Linked DNA regions of Homo sapiens: all the other regions are linked to region 1. The links are chromatin loops, found by intact Hi-C in ENCODE. Cell type or tissue: K562. All regions are shown on one strand.

Evidence for each region. A loop is a pair of places that touch in the nucleus more often than their neighbours do. Peaks named below come from ENCODE experiments on the same cell type or tissue, not always from the same donor. Only the 100,000 strongest peaks of a DNase experiment are listed, where the experiment ranks them.
Region 2: a loop joins it to region 1, with 5 times the contacts of the local background. A loop is called at or near these places in 23 of 110 quality-filtered maps.
Region 3: it touches region 1 in a loop (5-fold over the local background); 13 of 110 quality-filtered maps call a loop at or near these places.

What each region holds. Positions count from the first base shown.
Region 1 is chr2:85,417,428-85,425,427 of GRCh38, reverse strand. It overlaps SH2D6 (SH2 domain containing 6), which reads right to left and starts at 6,714. Exons shown (of 24, transcript NM_001394463.1): 1 at 6,498-6,714; 2 at 6,184-6,399; 3 at 3,114-3,225; 4 at 2,938-2,998; 5 at 2,738-2,832; 6 at 21-120. It also overlaps a transcript of CAPG not described here. RefSeq lists enhancers at 4,716-4,865, 7,094-7,253, 6,732-7,267, 7,264-7,373. In K562, a CTCF peak has its summit at 4,596 (motif pointing left); DNase peaks (open chromatin) are centred at 3,587, 4,567, 6,707, 6,967 and 3 weaker places; H3K4me3 peaks cover 2,167 bases.
Region 2 is chr2:85,496,253-85,504,252 of GRCh38, reverse strand. No RefSeq gene overlaps it. Among named protein-coding and RNA genes, the nearest start is that of PARTICL, 39 kb to the left of the region's middle. In K562, a CTCF peak has its summit at 1,002; DNase peaks (open chromatin) are centred at 2,822, 3,952 and 4,960; H3K4me3 peaks cover 1,627 bases.
Region 3 is chr2:85,703,062-85,711,061 of GRCh38, reverse strand. No RefSeq gene overlaps it. Among named protein-coding and RNA genes, the nearest start is that of GNLY, 13 kb to the right of the region's middle. RefSeq lists enhancers at 1-365, 5,601-6,102. In K562, a CTCF peak has its summit at 3,654 (motif pointing right); a DNase peak (open chromatin) is centred at 3,681; H3K27me3 peaks cover 920 bases.

The DNA.
Region 1 (8,000 bases):
CCGGGCATTGTGGCGAGTACCTGTAATCCCAGCCCTCAGGAGGTTGTTGAGGCAGGAGAATAGCTTGAACCCAGGAGGCGGAGGTTGCTGTGAGCCGAAATCGCGCCATTGCTCTCAAACCTGGGCAGTAAGAGTGAAACACAGTCTCAAAAAAAAAAAAAAAAAAAAAAGAAAGAAAGAAAAGAACTTTAATTTGGGGATGAAACCTCAGAGTCAGTGGGATCACCAAATGGATGCCAAGAAACTCAAACAGTGAACCCAGGTATGGGTGTCTCCTGGGAAGGTGGAACCAGATAGAACTAGTGTTACGGCGTTATACTTGTATAGTGTTGGGACTATTTATTTATTTATTTATTTATTTCGAGATGGAGTCTCGCTCTGTCACCCAGGCTGGAGTGCAGTGGCACGATCTTGGCTCACTGCAACCTCTGCCTCCCAGGTTCAAGCGATTCTCCTTTTTCAGCCTCCTGAGTAGCTGGGACCACAGGCGCGCATCACCATGCCTGGCTAATTTTTGTATTTTTAGTACAGACGGGGTTTCACTATGTTGGCCGGGCTGATCTCAAACTCCTGACCTTGTGATCCACCTGCCTCGGCCTCCCAAAGTGCTGGGATTACAGGCGTAAGCCAACAAGCCCAGCCAGGACTATTTATTTTTAGAGACAGGGTCTCACCCTGTCACCCAGGCTAGAGTGCAGTGGCATGACCATAGACCACTGCAGCCTCAAACTCATGCCTCAAGTTTAGGTTAGGACTCAACTGATCCTCCAGCCTCAACTTCCCAAGTAGCTAGGACTATATGCTCACACCACCAGGCCCAGCTAATTTTTAAACATTTTTTGTAGACATGAGGTCTTGCTATGTGGCCCAGGATGGTCTGAAACTCCTGGCCTCAAGTGATCCTCCTGCCTTAGCCTCCCAAAGTGTTGGGATTACAGGTGAGACCTACTGTGCCCAACCATTAATTATTTTTATAATTTAAAAAAATCCATCAATATAGATAGAAAGAAAGAAAAAGAAGGGAGGAAGGGAAAGAGGGAGGGAGATGTGACCTGGACTTCAAATATAAGGAAGCACAGGAAGACAGAGGCACTAGGGGAAGGCAGGGCCAGGGAGCGGGAGGCCAGGCCAACAGGAGGTTATGTGGGGGCCACCATGGGAAAGCCAGGTTTCCCTTCTTGAGGGGAGTGGAAGAGAGGTACTGATGACACAAGGATTCCTCTCCCAGCAGAGTGGGAACCCACAAAGGCAAGTGAAGTTTAGGTGGGGTAGAAAGGAAAGAACTTTCTGAACATGAGGTTAGGGCCAAGTGCGTGGGGAGAGGTCTGTCCCTGAGGAAATAGGGGGACAGGAGCTGGGGAGCTCAGAAGCTCAAGACCAGCCTGGAAACAGGGGGACAGGGCAGGGAGCTGCATGTGGAGAAGAAGGTCCCACAAGGGTAAGGGGCCTTGAGTCCTCAGGACATTTTTGCCAGAGCAGGTGCTCAGGTTAGAGGCCCAAGACGTTCCTGGTGGAAGGGCCTACAGCCAACGGAACTCTGTGGTTGGGTTCAAGTTAAAGCCAGGGGCAATCCCGGGGGACAGCAGTTTGCAGTAGGGAGGGAAGGGGCTGTCCTGGGCCAATGGATGATGGGGCTGGCTTCACACAAGCTAGCAGAGGCCCCTCTTCCTCCCTCGCCTGCTGCTGTCACAGGTCTGCTGACTCAGCTGACTCGGGACAGCTGTGATGGGTGATGAAGGGCTGACAGAGCGAGGGACAGATGGCTCCCTAGGAGAGGCCTCTGCCCCATCCCTCCCTGGTGCACAATCATTTCTTGCCACAGTTTCAGAGCTTTGTGAGAGACCATCCCTCTGTCTCCCCTGGCAGTGGGTAGAAAGTCTGGTGTGTAGTTTGTTGGCCAGGTGCAGTGGCTCACACCTCTAACCCCAGCACTTTGGGAGGTCAAGGCAGGTGGATCTGTTGAGGTCAGGAGTTTGAGACCAGCCTGGCCAACATGGTAAAACCCCATCTCTACTAAAAATACAAAAAATTAACCGGGTGTGATAGCACACGCCTATAATCCCACTTACACGGGAGGCTGAGACAGGAGAATCACTTGAACCTGGGAGGTGGGAGTTGCAGTGAGCCGAAATTGTGCCATTGCACTCCAGCCTGGGCGACAGAGTGAGCAGAGTGAGACTTCGTCTCAAAAAACAAAACAAAACAAAACAAAAACAACAACAACAACAAAAAAAAAAACAGGCCGGGTGCAGGGGCTCACGCCTGTAGTCCCATCACTTTGGGAGGCCAAGGCAGGCGGATTACCTGAGGTCAGGAGTTCGAGACCAGCCTGGCCAACATGGCGAAACCCTGTCTCTACTAAAAATACAAAAATTAGCCAGACGTGGTGGCACGCGCCTGTAATCCTAGCTACTAGGGAGGCTGAGGCAGGAGAACTGCTTGAACCTAGGAGGTGCAGGTTGCAGTGAGCCGAGATCGTGCCATTGCACTCCAGCCTGGGTGACAAGAGTGAAACACCATCTCAAAACAAAACAAAACAAACAAACAAAAGTCTGGTGTGTAGTTTGTCTCTGTTTTTCCGGAAGGCATTCCACTAGTTCTTCTCAGGTTCTCCTAGGGTTAGGCTGGGAGCTGAAAGTTGAGGTTGGTTTTCCCCAGCCTCTAGGGCACAGTGTCCCAGACAGCAGCATCCTCTTCCCTCTGTCCCACCCAGGTGGTGTGCCTCTGTCCCACTCACCTGTCCTGCCCTGCCCTGTTCCGGAACCTTTGCTCGTAGTATCTCTGGTTGTGTCACGGCTCTGCCTAAAACCCTTGAGTGACTCCTCATGGCTCCTTGAACAGAAACCAAATGCTTCTTGATGCCTGGAAAGATCAGGCCCCTCCTACCTCCCCATCCCCAGTCCCTCCATTGTTTCCCAGGGACTCCCTCACACTCACCTTCTCTCTCTGCTCCTCCAATGTGACTGAGGCCCAGGCAGACCATTCTGTGTCCTGTTGACTTAAGGAAATTTTAGTGGAATTTCTAGATATTTACTCAATCTTTACAGAATATGACAAAGAGAGAGAGCATTCTTTTTAATTTTTTTAATTTAAAAACAGATATGGGGTCTCACTATGTTGTCCAGGCTGGTCTTGAACTTCTGGGCTCAAGCAATCCTCCTGCCTCAGCCTCCCAAAGTGTTGGGATCACAGGTGTGAGCCACTGCACTCGACCAAGAGGGCATTCTTAATATGCAGCACAACAGTAAAAAGAAAAAAAAAAGAAAGAAAGAAAAAAGGACTCTTCTATATGTATATCATACTTCAAAAAATGTTACCCCCAAAATGGCAATATCCTCTTCACAGATGTCCCCGTCTCCCAGAGCCCAGCCCTCTCCCTTCCACCTTGGCTCTTTATCCTGCACTCAGCCACAGTCTCTTTAGCTGTCTTTCAGCTTGATCCATTCCCCCGCTGCCCAGATTCTGCCCCCAAGAGAGCCCAGGAGGTGACCAAGTACACAGGATACACAGGTGAGGTTGGGTGTGGGGGAGAGTGGTTGCAAACACAGTGTGACATGGCTTCTTTCCACCCTTTCTAATCTCCACCAGGCCCTTCTTATCTGGAGTGTACATTTGCTATTCCTCCTCTGGAACATCCTGGCCCCTTTCCTCCCTCCTCCTGCAGGCCCCAGCTTAGGTGACCCTTCCTCAGCAGTGGAGGTCCCAGACCAGGACAGTCTCCTACCCCGCTCTCTGAGCTCCCACCATAATTAAACCTACAGGTTTATTTCACAGCTAGACTGTAAACTCCCACACTCGACTGCACGCTATGTAAATGGGCAGCCACTGTGTCTGCTAGGTTCACGGCCAAATTCCAAGTGCCGGGCCCACAGTCTGGCACACAGCAGGCTCTCAATCAATATTTGTTGTAGCTGCTATTCAAACCTTACTCATTCTTTACAGGTTGCGCAAAGCCTGCCTCTCTGCAAACATCTTTGGTCTCTCTTCTCTGAAAGGCCCGTGTCTTGCCCATTTCCTGTCCATATGTCTTCGACTACCGGGCCTAGGCTGAGGCACAATCCCCCGAGGTCCCGGCTGTTTATCTGCTGAAAACCTTTTTCCCCAGCGCAGATGGATCACCAAGGACTCCCTCACACTCACTTTCTCTGGTTCTCTGGATACCTCTGGCCGACCTTCCCCACCCCACTGGGTCCTTTCCTCAATTTGCCTTCCTTAGCGGGAGCGGCCGGCGTCTGTTCCTCCCCTACACTCTCCCTCCTCCACCAAATGTAACATGGCCCTGCTTAGGCTTCCTTCTTCAGCACAGAGCCTGGGAGCCAAGCTTCTCCTGTTCCCAGCTGGTCTTCTACCCTCCCCGTTAGGAGAGACTGGACACAGTGGCTCCCCGACGTCTCCAACCCCACCTCCTTCCTTGATGGGCCTGGAGGGCCCTGAGATCACCCTCCCTCCCTTTTACCAACAGAAAAGCCGAGGCCAGAGAAGAATGGATGCTGGCCAAGGCCATATGATGTACACAGAGCCAAAGCCACAGTCCCCTCACCCCGTCCCGGGCCACTGTGGGGACCTAAGCAGTCGTTCCACGGGAGAGGGCGACCCCTGGTGGTGAGGAGGGGCATGGCAGCCTGTCGCTCATTTCCTGGGCCCGGAGGCTGACGGTGGAAGGGGCGTGGCCTGGAGGACCACCGACCCAGGCTTTAGTTATCAGGAAGGTAAATGAAGGCAAGGCCCGCAGAGCGAAAGAACGTGGGAAGTTAGGACAAGTTTTGCTGGGCTTTGCCCTTCCTTAGCCACATTCCCTGTAATGACCTAACAACACTGCTCTGTGACTTTAACTGCACCCTGCTGATTGCTGGTTGGATCTTCAGGGAGCAGGAATGGGCATTCAACAGCTTTTGGCACACTGCATGTCCCAAGGGTCATTACTGACTTGAGGGTCTGGTGCGAAGCCCTGGAATGCAGAAGCTCACATTCTGATAATAAGATTTCTAATAATAAGAGAATGGGCTCAGTCCGGGCACGGTGGCTCATGCCTGTAATCCCGGCACTTTGGGAGGCCAAGGTGGGCTGATCACCTGAGGTCAGGAGTTCGAGACCAGCCTGGCCAACATGGTGAAACCCCGTCTCTACTAAAAATACGAAAATTAGCCAGGCGTGGTAGTGTGCGCCTGTGATCCCATAATCCCAGCTACTGAGGCTGAGGCAGGCTGAGGCAGGAGAACCGCTTAAGCCCGGGAGGCAGAGGTTGCAGTGGACCGAGATTGCGCCACTGCACTCCAGCCTGGGAGACAGAGCGAGACTCTGTCTCAGGAAACAAACAAACAAACAAACAAACAAAACAGAACGGGCTCTTATTAAAGAGTCCAGGGACTGAGTCAATAGCTGTCTCCAAGTTTCTATGGTACCTATCTCTCCTCTCTAGGGGCAAAAGGGCTACTCAACAAAAGGCTGATTGTTTTAACAGAAACACTCAGAAAACCAAACCTTTGAGAACTTCCCAGGCAGAAATAGGCATGCTTAGAGACCACGCGACCAGTTAATATGAACCCCACATCTGCTATCAAGAGAATCTGGGCAATCTACTTTGAATATCCCTTTTGGAGCTGTTTCTAGGTGTTTAGAGATCAAATGAAATATTTCTAGGAAGTAGCTCGCCTCGAACTAACCACACAAGAATGAAATCTCACTGACTTACAAGGTCATGGCTAAACCTTCATTGACTAGGTATTTTCCTCCTTCCTTGATGATCCAGTATGTAGCAGTATATGCCCAGATCAGGAAGTGTAAAAGCTGAAAATGGAGTTGGAGACAGAAAGTCCAATGTGTTGCTGGCCACTGTGGTGTCACTGCTCCCGATACAGGTGTAACCTGAGTCTCCCGCTTGGGAGCCAGAAATCAGCTGAGAAGAGGCCTCTGGAAAGAGGCTGCCCTGGCCCAGAAGGGTGGATGAAGTAGGGCCTCAGCACAGCTCATCCTACCGAGCAGGCCGGACCCTGAGTTCCTGGCTTGCACTGAAGGGTCTGGGTAAGTCCCTTCTGTAGCGCCTCAGAAGCTCCTTGGGCAACCTGGGAAGTTAGGACAAGAGCTCTGACATTTGACCCTGAGGTGTGAGGAGAGTGCTTTGAGAGAGAGGATGCTGAATGCGAGCGCCCTGGTTATTACCTCCTGGCAGCCTCCTAACCTCACCTTGACTCTGCCATGTAAAATTGATGCCTGGGCGCAGGGCGCCGACGATGGTCAGATACCGCGGCCTGCACACCCTGGGACCTACATCCCTGACCTGGAGGACCCAGGCCTTCCCCGGGCTTCACCACGAGTCCTGCCGGCCACACAGGGACCCTAACAGACCTAGTCCAGTCTCAGGGTCTGGGCTGCTCCTCCTTCCAGGAATGGGAGTTTGCTCTAGGCGATGGAGGAAGGGTTCAGGAGGCCACTCTGCCTGCTTAGCAGGCTGTGGGCCCAACCCCCCACCCACCATCTTCATCTCCCACGGCCCCAACCTCGTAGGGAGGGCAGGGCGGGGCTCAGGTTCGCAGAGAAGGAGGGCTCGGACCAGCGACTCCAGGGCAGAGGGGCGCGTGCAGGGGTGGGGAGCTGGGTTTGCGAGGAGAGAAGGCCATCTCTTCCCCAGCAGGGTAGCCCCCACCTAGCTACCGGGATCCCACCCTGGCTGGCGCAATCTTTGCGTCCGGATCAGCACCCAAGGCCCCGCCCAACGGCCCGCTGCCTGCCGGGATTTGTAGTTTGTAGGGGAGGGGCCAAAAGGCGCGCGCGCGCGCGTGTGTGTGTGTGCGTGTGTGACTGTGTGTTTGTGAGACTGTGTGTGTAAGTGTGTCCGGGGGTCTGTTGTGGTGCTCCCGTCCCCGAGGGCCCTCCGGACCTGGGCTCAGCAAAGGCACCACAGGCCGCAGCTTCCGAGACCCCGCCCCGCGGCCCACTGCCTGCTGGGATTTGTAGTTCTTAGGGGTCTAGGGCCCAGGCTGGGGCCGGGTTGGGGCCTTACACGCGTCCTGGCGTGTGGCTCTCCTGCGTCCTCGTTTTTCTCGTGAGCCCTGGATCTGGACAGTGGGCCCGGCGCGAGGCCCTCAACTCCGGCTGGGCTCCCGGTGGCACTTTCTGCCGACCCTGAGATGTACCCGCCACGCCTGCGGGACTGACCTCTAGGTGGGCAAACCGAGGCACAAAGAGGGGCGCGCTCTGGCCGGAGTCGGCCCTCTTGTGAGAATTTGGGCTGGGAGACCCAGCCCAGGCCTGGCAGGCAAGGCTGGGTCAGGCGAGGGTCCTGGGCCCTTTCGGTGTAAGAGTGTGCAAAATAATGAACAGGCCTGCCCAGGACTGGCTCTGCACATTAGCGCTAGTTACCTTACAGGCTTGACTGATCAGATTTTTATTTGGCACCACTACAGAGGGGAGCCCAGGGAGGGAGGAAGTCTCTCGTGACCAAGAAAACCTATGGTCCACCCTGGCCTACAACTCTGCTTTAACGACAAAAATAAACCGAGTTTGGGAGGGGGTGAGGAGGAGGGGTGTTTTGTAAACTGTGAAGTCCAGGTTATGAGTGAGGTGTTATTATCATCAGGATCAGACCTCAAAGCACTGGAGGAAAGGTCTGGGCCTTCAAGAGCCTCACCTCAAAAGGGAGGGTATGGCCGGGCGCAGTGGCTCACGCCTGTAATCCTAGCATTTTGGGAGGCTGAGGCAAGCAGATCACCTGAGGTCAGGGGTTCAAGACCAGCCTGGCCAACATGTCGAAACCCCATCTCTACTAAAAATAGAAAAAATTACCCGGGCGTGGTGGCACGTGCCTGTAATCCCAGCTACTCGGGAGGCTGAGGCAGGAGAATTGCTTGAACTCAGGAGGCGGAGTTTGCAGTGAGCCGAGATGGTGCCACTGCACTCCAGCCTGGGCAACAGAGCCAGACTCTGTCTCAAAAAAAAAAAAAAAAAAAAAAAGAGCTGAGATAGCTGTTTGCATGTGAAAGGACTCACAACTGGCACTAGCA
Region 2 (8,000 bases), 79 kb before region 1:
TCCTTTCCAGTTGCTAATTCATGACTCTGCCTTCTCCTGCTTACTCGCAAGGGCACTGTGACCTCTGTGGGCAGAGAGGAGAATGGAACAGCCAACAGGACTCCCAAGAGCACACAGCGGCAGTGTGGGCAGCTCCCTGGACACCTGTGCTGGGCCTGCCCCGCACCCTTGCCCCAGAAGTCCCGCAGACCCAGAGGACATAGTGGCCTCTCATCTCAGGATTATGAGAAAGAGCACGATGCAAAGCCACAACAAACCAGTTGAGTGCTTAGCATCTGCAAAATATCAGAAGGGAGCAAGTTTAACAGCTGAGGCCAATGAAGAGCGCTGAGTCAGAGGCCAGTAGCGCCCATGCCTTGGCTGAGTGAAGGGTAGAACCAGATATATTTACGTAGAAGTGGCTGGCAAAAAGTGAAGCCCCGATGGTGATCTGTGTTATTAGCTTGGGCTTCTAATTTCTAATGTCTCGTACTTCCTGCCAGTGCTCCGTACCCACGTGTGTGAAAACCTCTGTGCAGAACGGCTTGCCAGGGACCAGTGTGGATGCCAGGCCCTGGGTGGCCAGCTGAGGCAATTGGTTGACTAGCACAGTAGTTTCAGAGCAAGCTCCTGCCTACCAGAGTTCTCACGCGCCCCTCTAGAAGAAGGTGTTCCACGCCCTGAGGCAGAATCTGTGGCGTTAAAAGGCGCCCCTGGTTCAGACACTGCTCAGGGGCAGCAGAGAACAGGGCAGGACACGCGATTCACCACTACTAGGGCGGGGTCGGTGAAGACTCACCTTCAGAGAAGCCTCAGCTCAGGTGGCCAGATCCATTTCTCTGGGCATCTCAGCCTCTCCCTGTGACCAGGCCCCTCTGCTCCGTGGGTGCTACGAAGGGCGTGGACAGAGCCAGAAGCAAGGGCCAAAGTCTTCTCTGAGTTGTCAAGATGGACTTGGACTCTGGCTCTGGCTCTGGCTGTGGTCCTCATCTGTGTGCTCCCTGTTAGTCCCCCAAGGGGGTGCAGTGTAGCAGTCAATGTCAACTCAATTCCACAATCATTTATTATATTTCAGCTGCCAGGTAGTTTATCTGTAGCAGGAAATTGATAAGGCATGAACCCTTCCTTCAGAGATATTGAATCTATTATGTGTGTGTTTAGGGGTGGGTGTATTAGTGTGAGTGTGAGTGTGTGTGTGTGCATTAACTCACACATGCTGTGGAGGCAGCCTGGGATATTAGCAGGAAGAGTCCTGAGCTAGAGTGAGAAGGCCTTGTCCCAAGTCCTGACTACTTAGCCTACTCCCTGTGGGCCTTTGGGTCAGACACGTGTCCTCTCAAAGTGTTGGCTTCTGCTACTGCTCAATGGGGATAGTGAAGCTTCCCTGGCTGCATCAGGGGGTTTGTTGGGAGGATCAGTTGGGGCAATAAGTGGTAAAGTATTTAATGCGCACAGGAAGTTGTATGCTCATGAACGTTGGCAGCATGTATGTGAGTGCAAAAACAGATAATTATCAGCATGAGCCAAAAAAAAAAAAAAAAAAATCAGGCTAAAATCAAAGAAGGGACACCAATGGGATCAAGAAGAGAAGGTCCAGAAAAGAATGCAGATGTTACTCCAAATGCATCTCTGTGTGTTCATATTGGCTGATGTAGGGGTGTGCACTGCCTGGACTACTGAAGTCCCAGCCCTCCAGAGTCCTCCTAGATCTCTGGTAATGCAAGAAGAATGTCCCTCCCTACTCTGGGGAGGCTGCTTCCTCCCCAGGTCAAAGCCATTGTTATTATCGGCTACAGATATTAGTGAGCACACTGGGCTACAAGGGGGACTAACATTTATGAAGTACCCAGTACTATGTGCACAACACGGTGCAAACCTTTCTTTTTGGGCAGCCAGGATGGAGTGCAGTGGTGCAATCAGGGCTCACAGCAGCCTCGAACTCCTAGGCCCAAGTGATCCTCCCATCTCAGCCTCCTGAGTAACTAGGACTACAGGCATGCATCACCATGCATGGCTGATTTTTTTTTTTTTGAAACGGAGTTTCACTCTTGTTGCCCAGGCTGGAGTGCAATGGTGCGATCTCAGCTCACTGCAACCTCCACCTCCCGGGTTCAAGCGATTCTCCTGCCTCAGCCTCCCAAGTAGCTGAGATTACAGCCATGAACCACCATGCCCAGCTAATTTTGTAGTTTTAGTAGAGATGAGGTTTCTCCATATTGGTCAAGCTGGTCTCGAACTTCCGACCTCAGGTGATTGGCCTGCCTCGGCCTCCCAGGTAGCTGGGAGGCATGAGCCACCATGCCCGGCCAAGGCTAATTTTAAATTTTTTTAAATTTGAAACCCTCCCCCTTGCCCCAGTTTTAAATTTGTTTGTAGGGACTGGGTCTCACTGTGTTGCCCAGGCTAGTCTTAAACTCCTGGCCTCAAGTGATCCTCCTGTCTTGACCTCACAAAGTGTTGGGACTACAGGCATGAGCCACCACGCCTGGCCGGCAAACATCTTATAGTACTCTGCAAGATAGGTATTGCTATCTTCATTTTATACAATAATAATAAATAACACTTACTAAGTTAAATAATACAAAATATGTAACACGTACTAATGCATTTAATCCTCGCAGTGGCCTTGTGAGGAAAGTACTACTATTATTCATCTCCACTTTTTGGAGGAGGAAGCTAAGGCAACTGAGGTTAACTAACTTCCTCAAGGTCACACAACTAATAAACGGCTGTGGTCAACTGCCTTTTCCTCTCGGAGTAATTCTCTGCCTTTCTGAGCCTTTGTGCTATATCACAGAGAACTGCGTTTCCCAGGCTCCCTTGCTCTCTGGCTTCCAGGTTGGTTCAGCCAATGGAAAGCTGGGAGAGAGGGAGGAGGTGGAGAGAAGCCAAGGTATCTCTCTCTCTTTCTCTTCTTCCTGTAGTGTCTCTGGCAACAGTTATGTCCTTAGGTGGCTCTCACATCTACTCTACAGGCCCTCCCTCCATGATCTCAGCTCCCATCAGGCAGCCTCTATGGGGTTTCAGATCCCACCAGATGGCCCCCACTCTGGGCTCTAGCTGCACTACCTCCTCCTACGTAACTCCCTGTATAGTAGCGTCTTGTGCTTCCATTAGACTTCTCAGTCCTTCCATTTCCAGTGCTGCCAATTCCCTGTATTAAATTCCTTCTGCCAGAGAGACCTAGAAGACTCTGTTTCCCTGGGTGGACCCTTACTTGTACCCAGACAATATGGCTGCAGAGCCCACAATCTTAACCTTTTCAGGTGAGAAAATAGACACAGACTTATATAACTTGCTCTAGGTTGCAAAACTAAAGTATAAAACAACCAAGAAAAATTTGGAAAATCAGAAAAACAAGAGGATGTCCTTTTAGATATCAAAAGATACCTTGAAGCTATAAGAATAAAAACAATGTGGTGCTGACCCTGAATCAGTGGAATAAATCAATGGAACAGAATCCAATTCAGAAACAACTATGGGAATAGAAGAATATTTTCTTCTTAAAGGGGGCATTTCAAAGAAGTGGAGAAATGCTATTAGAGGGATTAAGCCATTAATTTGGGGGAGAGTCCCAGAATAAATTTCAAATGGATTGAAGAGTTAAGCAACATGAAAGTACCAGAAATAAATAAAGAAGAACTAAGTCTTGGGATTAGGAAACTTCTTTCCAAGCAAGACTGAAAAACCAAAAGCCATAAAGGATAAAGCTGACAAATGTATAATTTACATGACAATTTAAAATGTTTGGTAGAGGAAAGAACCCAAAGCTCTAAAGAAATCTGTGCCTAGCTGGCTTTGTTTGAGATCTCCACTGTCCTCTGAAAATGGGGAAGGAAACTGAGACCGATTTCTTGGGTGCTCTTGCTGTTACTGCAATTCTAGCCCTTCCCCCAGCTCGAGGCACAAGGAGACGCTTCACAAAGCGAGAACCTGCCTGCTCCTTCATGCACAGTTTTCATTCGGTGCTAAAGCTGCAAAAATGAGATAAGCTGAAGCCAAAAGGTATTTGGAAAGTGGAGATGAATAGGTCAGGAACTCTGTACTCTTTTTAAAGAACGTTATCTATTTGGCCTACTTATTCTTTGGTCATGAGTGCTTGAGGGAAGGCAAGGACGACAGGACAAAGAAGACTGGGAATAACTGAAAACCTGGGCCTCAAAAGCAGTAGGGGAGAGGTGATATCTCCAGAGCAGCAGGACAGGCGAATGGAGCATTTGGTTCTCAATTCGTTTATATTAGTAAGTATGAGACCTTTCCTCTTACACGTTTTGTTTTTGTTTTATTTTTTCAGATAGAGTCTTGCTTTGTTGCCCAGGCTGGAGTGCAATGGCACGATCTCGGCTCACTGCAACCTCCTCCTCTTGGGTTCAAGTGATTCTCCTGCCTCAGCCTCCCAAGTAGCTGGGATTACAGGCGCCTGCCACCACGCCTGGCTAATTTTTGTATTTTTAATAGAGATGGGGTTTCTCCATGCTGGTCAGGCTGGTCTCAAACTCCTGACCTCAGGTGATCCACTCGCCTTGGCCTCCCAAAGTGCTGGGATTATAGGCATGAGCCACGGCGCCCAGCCTCTTACACATGTTAAAAGAAAATTTTATTTATTTTTTTGAGACAGAGTCTCCCTCTGTCGCCCAGGCTGGAGTGGAGTGGCGCGATCTCGGCTCACTGCAACCCCCGCCTCCCGGGTTCAAGTGTTTCTCTTGCCTCAGCCTCCTAAGTAGCTGGAATTACAGGCACCACCACCATATCCAGCTGATTTTTGTATTTTTAGTAGAGACAGGGTTTCACCATGTTGGCCAGGCTGGTCTTGAACTTCTGACCTCAGGTGATCCACCCGCCTGGGATTACAGGCATGAGCCACCATGCCCAGCCAGAAAAATTTTAGACATATTAAAGTTAACAGAGTTTAATTGAGCAAAGAATGATTCATGAATCCGGTAACTCCCTGAACCAGAGGGACTCTGATGCTGCCATGTGGTCAGAGAGGAATTTATGGACAGGAAAAGGAAAATGGGCTGGGCGTGGTGACTCACGCCTCTAATCCCTGCACTTTGGCAGGCCAAGGAGAGCGGATCATTTGAGCCCAGGAGTTCAAGACCAGCTTGGGCAGTATGTTGAAACCCTGTCTCTACAAAAAAATACAAAAATTAGCCAGGCGTGGTGGTGTGCACCTATAGTTCTGGCTAATCAGGAGGGTGAGGTGGGAGGATGACTCGAGGCCAGGAGGTGGTGGTTGCAGTGAGCCACGATCATCCCACTGCACTCCAGTCTGGGGGATGATAGAGCAGGACTTGGTCTCAAACAAAACAAAACAAAACAAAAACAAAAAAAGGAAAATGACATACAGAAAATGGAAGTCAGGCTGGGCGTGGTGGCTTATGCCTGTAATCCCAGCAGTTTGGGAGGCCAAGGTGGGTGGATCACTTGAGGTCGGGAGTTTGAGACCAGGCTGGCCAGATGGTGAAACCCCTTCTCTACTAAAAATACAAAAATTAGCCGGGTGTGGTGGCGCACATCTGTAATCCCAGCTACTCAGGAGGCCAAGGCAAGAGAATCTCTTGAACCTGGGAGGTGGAGGTTGCAGTGAGCCAAGATTGCACCACTGCTCTCCAGCCTGGACAACAGAGTAAGATTTCGTCTCGAAATAGATAAATAAGTAAATAAATAAAATTAAAAAAGAAAATGGAAGTGATGTATAGAAATAGCCATATTGGTTACAGATCGGTGTTTATTTTATTTGAACATAGTTTGAACAGTTGACCACCTGTGATTTGCTAAAACTCAGTGATTGGTACTGTCTGTTTACACATCCAGTTAGGTTACAGTTTAATATGTTTACAGACTAAACTTAAAATATGTAAGCAGGCAGCTTTAGGCTAAACTTAATTGAACAATTTCTTCCTTTTAGTCAACCTCTTAAAATGAAGAGGTTGACCAAACTTTATGTATTGCTGTCACTTTGTCACCATAGCAAATAGACTTACTTGGTTTCAAATCCCACTGAGAAATAGTGGAACACTGTGTTTTATAAGGTGGAAACGAGGAATTTAGATTCCCTTTTTGTAAAGGGTAGAGCAGAGACGACTTCCTTATTATACTATAATCCCCTCTTTTCTGGAGAAAAAAAATCTGGTCTCTTTGGGGATCCATATGCTTCCTTAAAGTTTTAGTTTGATTGTGCTGCATTTAGCATGAGTTGACTCCATTTGGTTAGATCCAATCTAGTCTGTTGGGGCCTAGTGCATGAGTTCAGTCCAAAACAATGGCCTCCCATAATTTTGTTGAACAATTCTCCCCTTTTGATCATGTTGTCACTTAAGTGAGAGTGTGACCAAAACATCGCTAATTGCTACTCTCAGTTATGATCATTTTGGGTTTCTGGTCTCAACATGTCTTTCATAGGTTATAGTGTCCTCATGATTATGTATTTCTTTGAGATTTTGTCATCCCAGTTGAAGAGAGACCATTTGACATTCTATGCATGGCTGCATTAAACATTTACAATTTTTGAGAGGATATATTTCACCAGGGAGATGACTATTATGACTACCAGAAGGACAATACCAAGAGTTTGGAGTATGCTGCTTAGCCAGGGTCCCCATGAACTGAACCAACTAAAATTAAATAGATTAAAGAATAAGCTTGATAAATGGTCTACGAGTTTCGACCAAGCAGCCAGTTTTTTAATCCCCTGCAAATGAATCTCTATAGTACCTGACATATTCATCCATGTGCAACAAGAAGTGTCAGCAATTGGCTGGGCATGGTGGCTTACACCTATAACCCAGCACTTTGGGAGGCCCAGGCAAGAGGATTGTTTGAGCCCAGGAGTTCGAAACCAGCTCGGGCAACGTAGTGAGATCCTGTCTCTCTCTCTCTCCTCTCTCTCTCTCTCTCTCTCTCTCTCTCTCTCTCTCTCTCTCTCTCTGTGTGTGTGTGTGTGTGTGTGTATGTATATATATATATATATATGTAGTCAGCAACTGCACAGATTCTTCTCTGTTCAGCCAGTAAGTAGCCTAGAGCAGTTCTATTATGTAGCACAACTTTAGCAAAAAGTTTAAAGAAGTCTTTAGCATAGTGTTTATAGTTGAATCTGCTATAGAGTCTACTATGAGGGACAAATTTCTAATCATTGCCTCATTTACCCCAAATCATGGAAAAAGCAACCTAACGAATTATGCCCATTCAGAAGGGTGAAGGCCTCCTGGCAACGTTTGCTTCAACCTATAATGTAGGTTAAAAGAAATAGACCAATGTTCTGTTTCTGACTGATTATGGAGCTACAAAGGTACCGTGAAAATTCCTCACCCACTTTGGCCCTTCATCTTCTATCCATCAAGGCATAAGGTTGCTCATGCATAAGGTTAGCGGTGAAATCCTCCACAAATAAAAGTATACCCCATGGGTCCACACAAGACTTTTTCTAGTTCTAGTCTTCATAAAGGCATAAGCGAGGAAAAAATTAAGAGAGGTAAGAGTCTCATGATGGCAAAGAAGTCTTGATCTGTCATCTTGAGAAAGCTTTCCACATCTAGGATTCCATCTGCTTCTGGTGAGAAACTTCCCTGGTTAGCTTTATCTTGAGGTCTCCAACAGATATACAGTTCTAAGAGTCTGGAGGGGCCCTTCTGAGTTGTGAGATTACAGACCCAAGGTTCAAAGTCCTAAAGTTTTGCTGCAGTGTGGGTGGCAAGGTGTGTTGTTTCTAGAAGACCCAATCTCTATGTTCTTGATCATGAAGGATTTAATTGTCCTCAGTCAGTGGATCATGAAAACCTTCCTTACCTGGTGAAAATGCACTTTGGCATAATGCATTAAAGCCACAGTTAGCCATATCAAAGTTTAGGAGCAGAAGATACATGAGTTTTTGTTTTGTTTTGTTTTGTTTGTGTGTGTGTGTGGTTTTATTGTGTGTGTGACAGAGTCTCGCTCTGTCACCCAGGCTGGAGTGCAGTGGCTCAGTCTTAGCTCACTGCAACCTCCACATCCCGGGTTCACGGGATTCTCCTGCCTCA
Region 3 (8,000 bases), 290 kb before region 1:
AGCCTCCCAGGGCGTCTCCTGCAGCTGTGCCCCGACTGTCCCAGCCCTGGTAGGGCCGAGGGACCTGGCTTCTCTTCTAGGATGTGGTGTGGGCCTCAGGGGAGAGCTAGAACAATGCTGGGCCCCTTATCAACAGCTAATCCCATCCTGGTCAGCTCCTGGACTTCCCTTCTCAGAAACACCAACTCTTATTTTAACACATGGTGTGTTCGCTTCTGAGTCACCTAAGCCCTAATTGTGTGTGGACAGAGCAGTGGCAAGCCCTCCCTAATGCCGTGGCCACACTCTTCCAGGGAACAAAGAGCTAACACCTTCAAGTCCACCAGGAATGGGCCTGGCTTCCTTCTGCTCTTGTCACAAGCCCTGGGTGCCATAACGTGAAGGCACTGGAAGCAGAGACGCTGGAAATCATCAAATCCTACCCCTCACTCACAGCTGAGTTCACCGAAGCCTAAAGAGGGCCCGGCCTTGCTCAAAGTCACACAGCAAGGTCAGGACTCCTGGTCCAGGCCATTGCTTCTGAGACACACACCTTTCAGAGGTGTGTGTGTGAGGAGGCAGGAGGAAAACCCCAGGAAGTTTGCTTTTGTTGGAGTTTATTTCTATTTCAGTTTCCATTCTGTACTTGCCCAGAGGGGTGTTTGTCCTACCTCGGGGCTCAGCTCAGCAGCAGGAGGGGTTTCAGGCACCTCAGTCATCAGGATTATCTCTACCCAGAAGCAGACTATCAGGAACTCCCGTGTCAGAACCTCCAAGTGTCCCAAAGCGTGGCACTTCCAAGAGAAAGTGCTAAGTGGCTAGATAAATGGCTAATAACAAGAGTTGGTATGGTGTGGGGTGGTGGGGGGACCCCAGGCGCTGGCCCCATCCAGGGACATCTACAGCCCTGGAAACTGAGAACTGGGTCCAAAATGGCCTCCCACAGGCCCCAGGTGGTGCTTTACCACCACTCTGTTCCGAGAGTCTCTGAGAAGGATTTCTATCAAAGCCAAAAGGGGTTGAGGCTAATCCCCAACTCACCTTGCATGTGTCCCATGACTCAGCCCACTGCCCCATGTGCATTCTCATTCATCAGAAGGTGGGCTCCAGAGGCAGTCTGCGTGGGGTCAGAGCCCAGCTCCGCTACTTACGGGCCATGTAGAGAAGCGAGAGAGCCTAAGCGATGCACTCACTCTGTAAATGTGTGCAGTAACAGACCCTTCCTCCCAGGGATGGTTTAAGCATTGAAGCATTTGGAACAGTGCCTGGCATGTGATAGCTTAGATATCATCATCATCATCATCATTATCATCAATCATCATCACTATTATTATTTCAAGCACTCAACAGATACAATCTGCTTCCTCTGGATCCCTAAGTATATCCCTTAAGGGCCAGCATTGTGGAAGCAGGAAATGCTAAGTCCTGTGATCCTCAGGACCACGCCGGGTGCAGCTTTGGGGATCGCTATAAGATAGACATAAGCCAGCAGCTATGATCAGAACATTCCAGAACAGGAACAGAGGGTTTAGACAGTCTACTGTGTTCTACGATTCAGCCAAAACATCAAATGAGCATTTGCTGTGTGTGTGTTGCTCAACATTTGCCCAAACACTTCCCTTCTTTCTACTTCTGTGTCATGCTAAAGGTAGAAGGCAGACAGAAGTTTTCATTTGATAAAGAGACTGAAAACAAGAGAATTTGAGCTCTGGCCCCAGAGAGTTCCTAGCTTTTGATAATCTAATATCTGACACACTTTGTCATGTCTTTTTAAAGGATTTTTACTTACATATTTTTTATTGTAAGCTTGTTTTAGTTTTTAGCTTTGAAATAATATTAGACTTTGAAAACACTGCAAAAGTGGTACAAAGAATACTATATACCCTTCACCCAGCTTTCCAAAAAAAGCTGCACCACTGCACCGTATAATTATCCTAATTCTCACAACCAGGATAGGAACACTGATACAATACTGTGAACTGATCTCCAGACTTTATTCAAACTTTGTCAACTGTCCCACAAATGTTCTTTTTCTGTTCCAGGATCCTGCATTGCACTGAGTTGTCTCATTCAATCTGGGACAGCTTCCTCAGTCTTTGTCTTTCATGATGGTGCCACTTTTGAAGAGTGGTGGCCAATTATTTTGTAGAATGTTCCTCACTTTGGGTGTGTATAGTGTTTACTCATTATTAGATTGTAGTTACGCATTTTTGGCAAGAACACCACAGAAGGGACAGTGAGTCCTTCTCAGTACATCACAGCAGGAGGCACAGGATGCTGGTACATCTTGTTCCTGGTGATCTTAACTTTGATCACTTGGAAAAGGTGGTACCTACCAGACTGGTCCACTGCACAGTTATTATGCTATTGTTCCCTTTGCAATTAATAAGTCTCTTGTGAAGAGGCTTTGAGACTATATAAATATTTTGTTTCTCATCACATTTGCAGCCATTAACTTCAGTGTTCATTGATGGTTCTTGCCGGCCACAGAATCATCTATGAACACTGAAGTTAATGGCTGATATATATACCTAATATATATACCTATAACACATATATATAGTAGATAAACTGTTATAGTTATATATGTATGTGTATGTATATATAGTTATATCTATAACTATAACTGTTTTTATATCTACCTAATATATATACCTATAACAGTTTCTATATCTACCTACGTATATAAACCATCCATTCACACCAATTCCTCTGATTCTAATCCAGCTCCATAGGGGGTATTCTAACCTTCCCCCTTTCCATATTTGTTATGCTTTTTCAACAGTGAAAAACCTGGTTCTCACTCTCTGCCACATATTTACTTATTTGATTAATTGTGGAATGCACTTGAGATAGTTTCAGGATTTTGGATGCCTTTTTTATGTTTGTGTAATTTTAGTCAATAAATGTTGTTAAGGTTAAAGGTGAAGCAAGACAGACTTGGTTAAGTGTGTAAACTCTGGAAGTTGGAAGTTATTTAATCTTTCTGAGTCTCACCTTCCTTATCTGCAAAATAGGAATAATAACAATGTGTAGCTCATAGGAGTGCAGTGAGGATTGAGGGAACGTACGTAAAGTGTTTAGCACATAGGAAACCCTAAATAAATGGTACACATTTTTATGAGCTATTGTTTAGGAAATAAAGTGAAATTTTCTATGAGTACCCAATTGTTTTAATAAAAAGTTGACCCATATATCAGTTGATGTGAGGGAAACAAGAAAGAGGTTGGAAGCGCTGAAGCTTTCCATACAATTTCTCTTTCCACATAGTTATGTGCCACACAATGACGTTTCAGTCAAAGATGGACTACATATATGACAGTGGTTTCATAAGATTATGATACCATATTTTTACTGTACCTTTTCTATGTTTAGATATGTTTAGACACAAATACTTACTAGCATGTTACAATTGCCTAGGGTATCAGTACAGTAACACCCTGTAGGGGGTTGTAGCCTCAGTGAAATAGGCTATACCATATAGCCTAGGTGTGAAGTAGACTATACCATCTAGGTTTGTGTGATACTATCTAGGCTTGTGTGAGTACACTCTATGATGTTTGCACAACGATGAAATCACCTAAAGACGCGTTTCTCAGACCGTATCTGTATTTCTGTGGTTAAGTGATTCGTGACTTTACGCAGTTGTAGAAGCTGATCATTTTCCTCCACTAGGTGGCAGCATATGTGTCGTTGCCTTTAAGGCGGGTTCCTTATGAGACGACCCAAGCATGTTGGAGAAAGAAAACAACTTCGGAATTAGGATCCTCATACAAAATGTGAGAAATAATCCACAACTTTAAAAAAAGAAAAGAAATGCCCCATCCCTAAGCACACTTTTGAAATACCCACAGTGAATTCAAGCAAATCTGCCCAAACCTGGTCCAGGCCGCAGGACACCTGCTCCTGGTGGGTGGGTCTCAGGTCCCCCAGGACTTGGAATGTCATCCCTGGGGTGGAGGGTGGACAGAGCTTATTGAGGTCCCAAGCCAGGCAAGGAGCTGGGCAGGTTCTCGGGCTCTGCCCCTTCACACTCAGATCTCCCCGACCCAGGGCCTGGTGGGGCTTACAAAGACGCACAAAGTCATGCGTGCAGGCTCTCTATCTGGGGCTGGAGAAGCAAGAGGCTCCATTTGAAGCAAGAAACAGAGACCCACTCAACATGGCTAAAAAGGGGGGTGAGAGGGGGGCAATGGGGCCCCACTGTGGGACCTTGTGTCCATCTAACCACAGAATAAGAGGCTCAGACACAGGAAATCAAGATGACGGCAGTCACTTCCCCTGTTAGTGTCCTCATACTACCAGTCCTGCTCCCATGAGTGGCAGGAGAGGGCAAGAGGCACCCACGGGGGGCGTGCTGGAAGTCTGTTGCAAGAACCCCAGGGTTTTCGGCCTGAGCAAGGGGAAAGCATATCTCACTTAGGTCACCATTTTTCTACGGGTAAATCTCCATCCAGTTCCTGATTCTGTCAGAGACATCTCTTCCTATTTGGAAGTACCACAGTGACAGTACCCACCTGCCAGCACAAGCTGTGCTGGGAATTTGGCACTGCCTATTCCTCTGCCTATCTTCTTTTGGAGAATTATCTGGCACCTACTTTGTACAGTCTTGGTGGAGAGTAAACCCAGCATCCGCCATCCCATTCCTAAGACAAAAGGGTCTTCCAGGTGCCCTGCCGCTGCCTGACTTTCCTCTCGCCATCTTACAGCAACCAAAGGCAGGCATGAGAACTAAGCTTGGACTTGCTTTCCTAGGAATGTGACTATGGAGTAAGAAACACAAGGACAGAAGGAGTGGTGGAAGCTCATTCATCCCAGTAATGGCACCTAGGCAAGACTGTGGAACCGTCCCTGCTTCCAAAACCATCTGAGCTGCCTGGCCCCTGTCTGTTTAAGCTCTGTTCTAGTCCTTCCCTTCCATCCTGTGGCAGCCATGGCCGCCCTGTCACTTCCCTTGTCTTAATTTAGGCTGAGTCCATTTCTGCTTCTTATCATCAATGAGCCTGGCCTTATACGAGCTCATCCTGAGGAAGAAAGAATTCCTATTTCCCCTTCCGAGGGAAGACCAAGGTGGAGCCTAAAGAAAAAATATGACCTTCCTACCCTGAGGGAATAAACTTGCTATGATTCTTAGCCGAAAAGAAGTCTACATAATTTGCTAGGCCTAACCAACAGCCAGTTGGTAACTTCTAAGCAGAACATGGAAAACCTGAGTGTGCTTGGCAGAAAGTTAGGACACCTGTTATGAAAAGGGAAGAGAGGAGTGGAATTTCAAGTGGTTACTCAACTCACCCACTCTCTATTGCATCACTCCTCAGACTTGTGCTGGGAACATTGCAGGGTCAAGCCCATTGCCTCACAGGATGAAGGAAATGGTCAACACTGTCAGGGACTTGGTTTTCCTCCCCCCAGCCATTTCCAGTCCTGTGCAGAGCATTCTGGTCCTGCTATTCCTCAAGGATATGTGCCCAGATTATTTACCCCAAGTTACAAGGGAGCTCAGGCCTCCATTCTTTGGAGAAAGGTGGATTTGTGTGGTGGTTCACAGCTAAGACTGCCTGGATTCAAATCCCAAATCTGCCAAGGCAATTATGGGGACTGAGCCCCCAACCTGTGGGATCTGACACTGTCTCCAGATAAATAGCGTCAGAATTGAGTTGGAGGACACCTAGCTGGTGTCCACTGCGGAACTGACTGCTTGCTTGCTGGTGGGGAGAAACAGCCACGTATTTAGGAGTCAGAGAAGTCTTCTGTGTTGATTGTTGTTGTGTTGGTGTAAGAGCAGAGGAAAAACATGGTTTGTTTTTCCATAAAAGGCATTGTTGAAAACAACAGAGCAATCAGCCAGGAATTAGCGTAGTTTAACGGATAGCTGTGGTCAGAGAAAGAAATAGATAAGAGAGCCCCGCCAAAACCACTGTCATTACAGGATGACTGTGGGTACACTCAAGGCAACGCTCCTTAAGGTGCAACATCAGAGGCTTCACACTGTGGCAGGTGGGGGAATTCACTAAAATAATCCAACCAGTCACCAAACAACAAAACAAGTAAATAACAGTATCAAGCTTGGGTAGGGGCAGGGGGATGACCGGTAGCCAGATATGTGACAATATATTGTCTAAAAAGCCCAGTTTCCCAGAGAAACTTAAGAGCTATAAAAAGAAATAAAAGAGTGATCCATACACACACACACAAAAAAAAAACAGGAACAGAAACTGCCTGTGAAAGCAACCAGATATCAGATTTAACAAAGATTTCCTAGCAACCATTATAAATATGTTCAGAAATAACTAAAGAAAACTGTGATTGAAGAAGTAAAGAAAGATATGATGATAATGTCTCATCAAATAGAAATATTAATACAGAGATAGAATTATTCTTAAAAAGAACCAAATGGAAATTCTGGAGTTGAAAAGTACAATAACTAGTGGGGCACGGTGCCTCACACTTGTAATCCCAGCACACTGGGAGGTCGAGGCAGTCAGATCACCTGAGGTCAGGAGTTCGAGACCAGCCTGGCCAACATGGCAAAACCCCATCTCTACTAAAAATACAAAAATTAGGCTTGGTGGTACGCGCCTGTAATCTCAGCTACTCGGGAGGCTGAGGCAGGAGAATTGCTTGAACCCAGGAAGCAGAGGTTGCAGTGAGCCAAACTTGCGCCACTGCACTCCAGCCTGGGCAACCAGAGCAAAACTCCATCTCAAAAAAAAAAAAAAAGAAGAAGAAGAAAAGTACAATTACTAAAATGAAAAATTCACTAGTGGAGCTCAACAGTAAATCTGAACAATCAGAAGAAAGAATTAGCCAACTTGAAGATATTAATAAATCAATAGAGATTATGCAATCCAAAGAACAGAGAGAAAATAGAATGAAGAAAAATAAACAGAGCCTCAGAGGACTGGTACACCATAAGCACGCCAACATATGCAGAACAGAATACAGAAGAGAAGGAGACAAAGAACAAAACAGAAAAAAATAGTTGAAGAAATAATGGCTGAAAATGTCACGAATTTATTGAAAAACAATCTACATACCCAGGAAGCTCAATAAACTCTAAATAGGATACATGCAAAGAGATCCACAAATAAATATATCACATTAGAAATGCTGAAAGCCGCCGGGCCTAGTGGCTCACGCCTGTAATCCCAGCACTTTGGGAGTTCAAGGTGGGTGGATCACCTGAGGTTAAGAGTTTGAGACCAGCCTGGCCAACATGATGAAACCTCGTCTCTACTAAAAATACAAAAAATAATTAGCTGGGCATAATGGTGGGGGCCTGTAATCCCAGCTACTTGGGAGGCTGAGGCAGGAGAATCGGTTGAACCCAGGAGGTGGAGGTTGCAGTGAGCTGAGATGGTGCCACTGCACTCCAGCCTGGGTGACTGAGCAAGACTCTGTTGAAGGAAGGAAGGAAGGAAGAAAGGAAGGAAGAAAGGAAGGAAGGAAGGAAGGAAGGAAGGTGGGAGGGAGGGAGGGAGGGAGGGAAGGAAGGAAAGAAAGAAAGAAAAGGAAGGAAGGAAGGAAAGGAAGAAGGAAGGGGAGAAAGAAAGAGAGAGAGACAGAAAGAAAAGCTGAAAGCCAAATACAGGGAGAAAATCTTGACAGCAGCAAAAGAAAAACAATTCATCACTTACAAGGGAACCCCCAATTATTAACAGGTGCCTCCTCATCAGAAACAGTGGAGTGCAGATGAGTCCAGATAGCAGTGGGGAAACACACCTCCAGGATAGACTATGTGGTAGCCCATAAAACAAACGTCAATAAATTAAAAAGGATAGAAAGAATACAAAATATGTTCCCTGACCACAACAGAATAAAACTAATAATCAGTAACAGAAACAAATTTGGGGAACTCACAAATATGTGAAAATTAAACAACACACTCCTAAATAACCAATGGATTAAAGGAAAAATCAAGAGGGAAATTAGAAAATACCTTGAGGTGAAAGAAAATGAAACCACAGCACACCAAAACTTACGGGTTGTAGCTTAAGCTGTGCCAAAAGGGAAATTTGTAG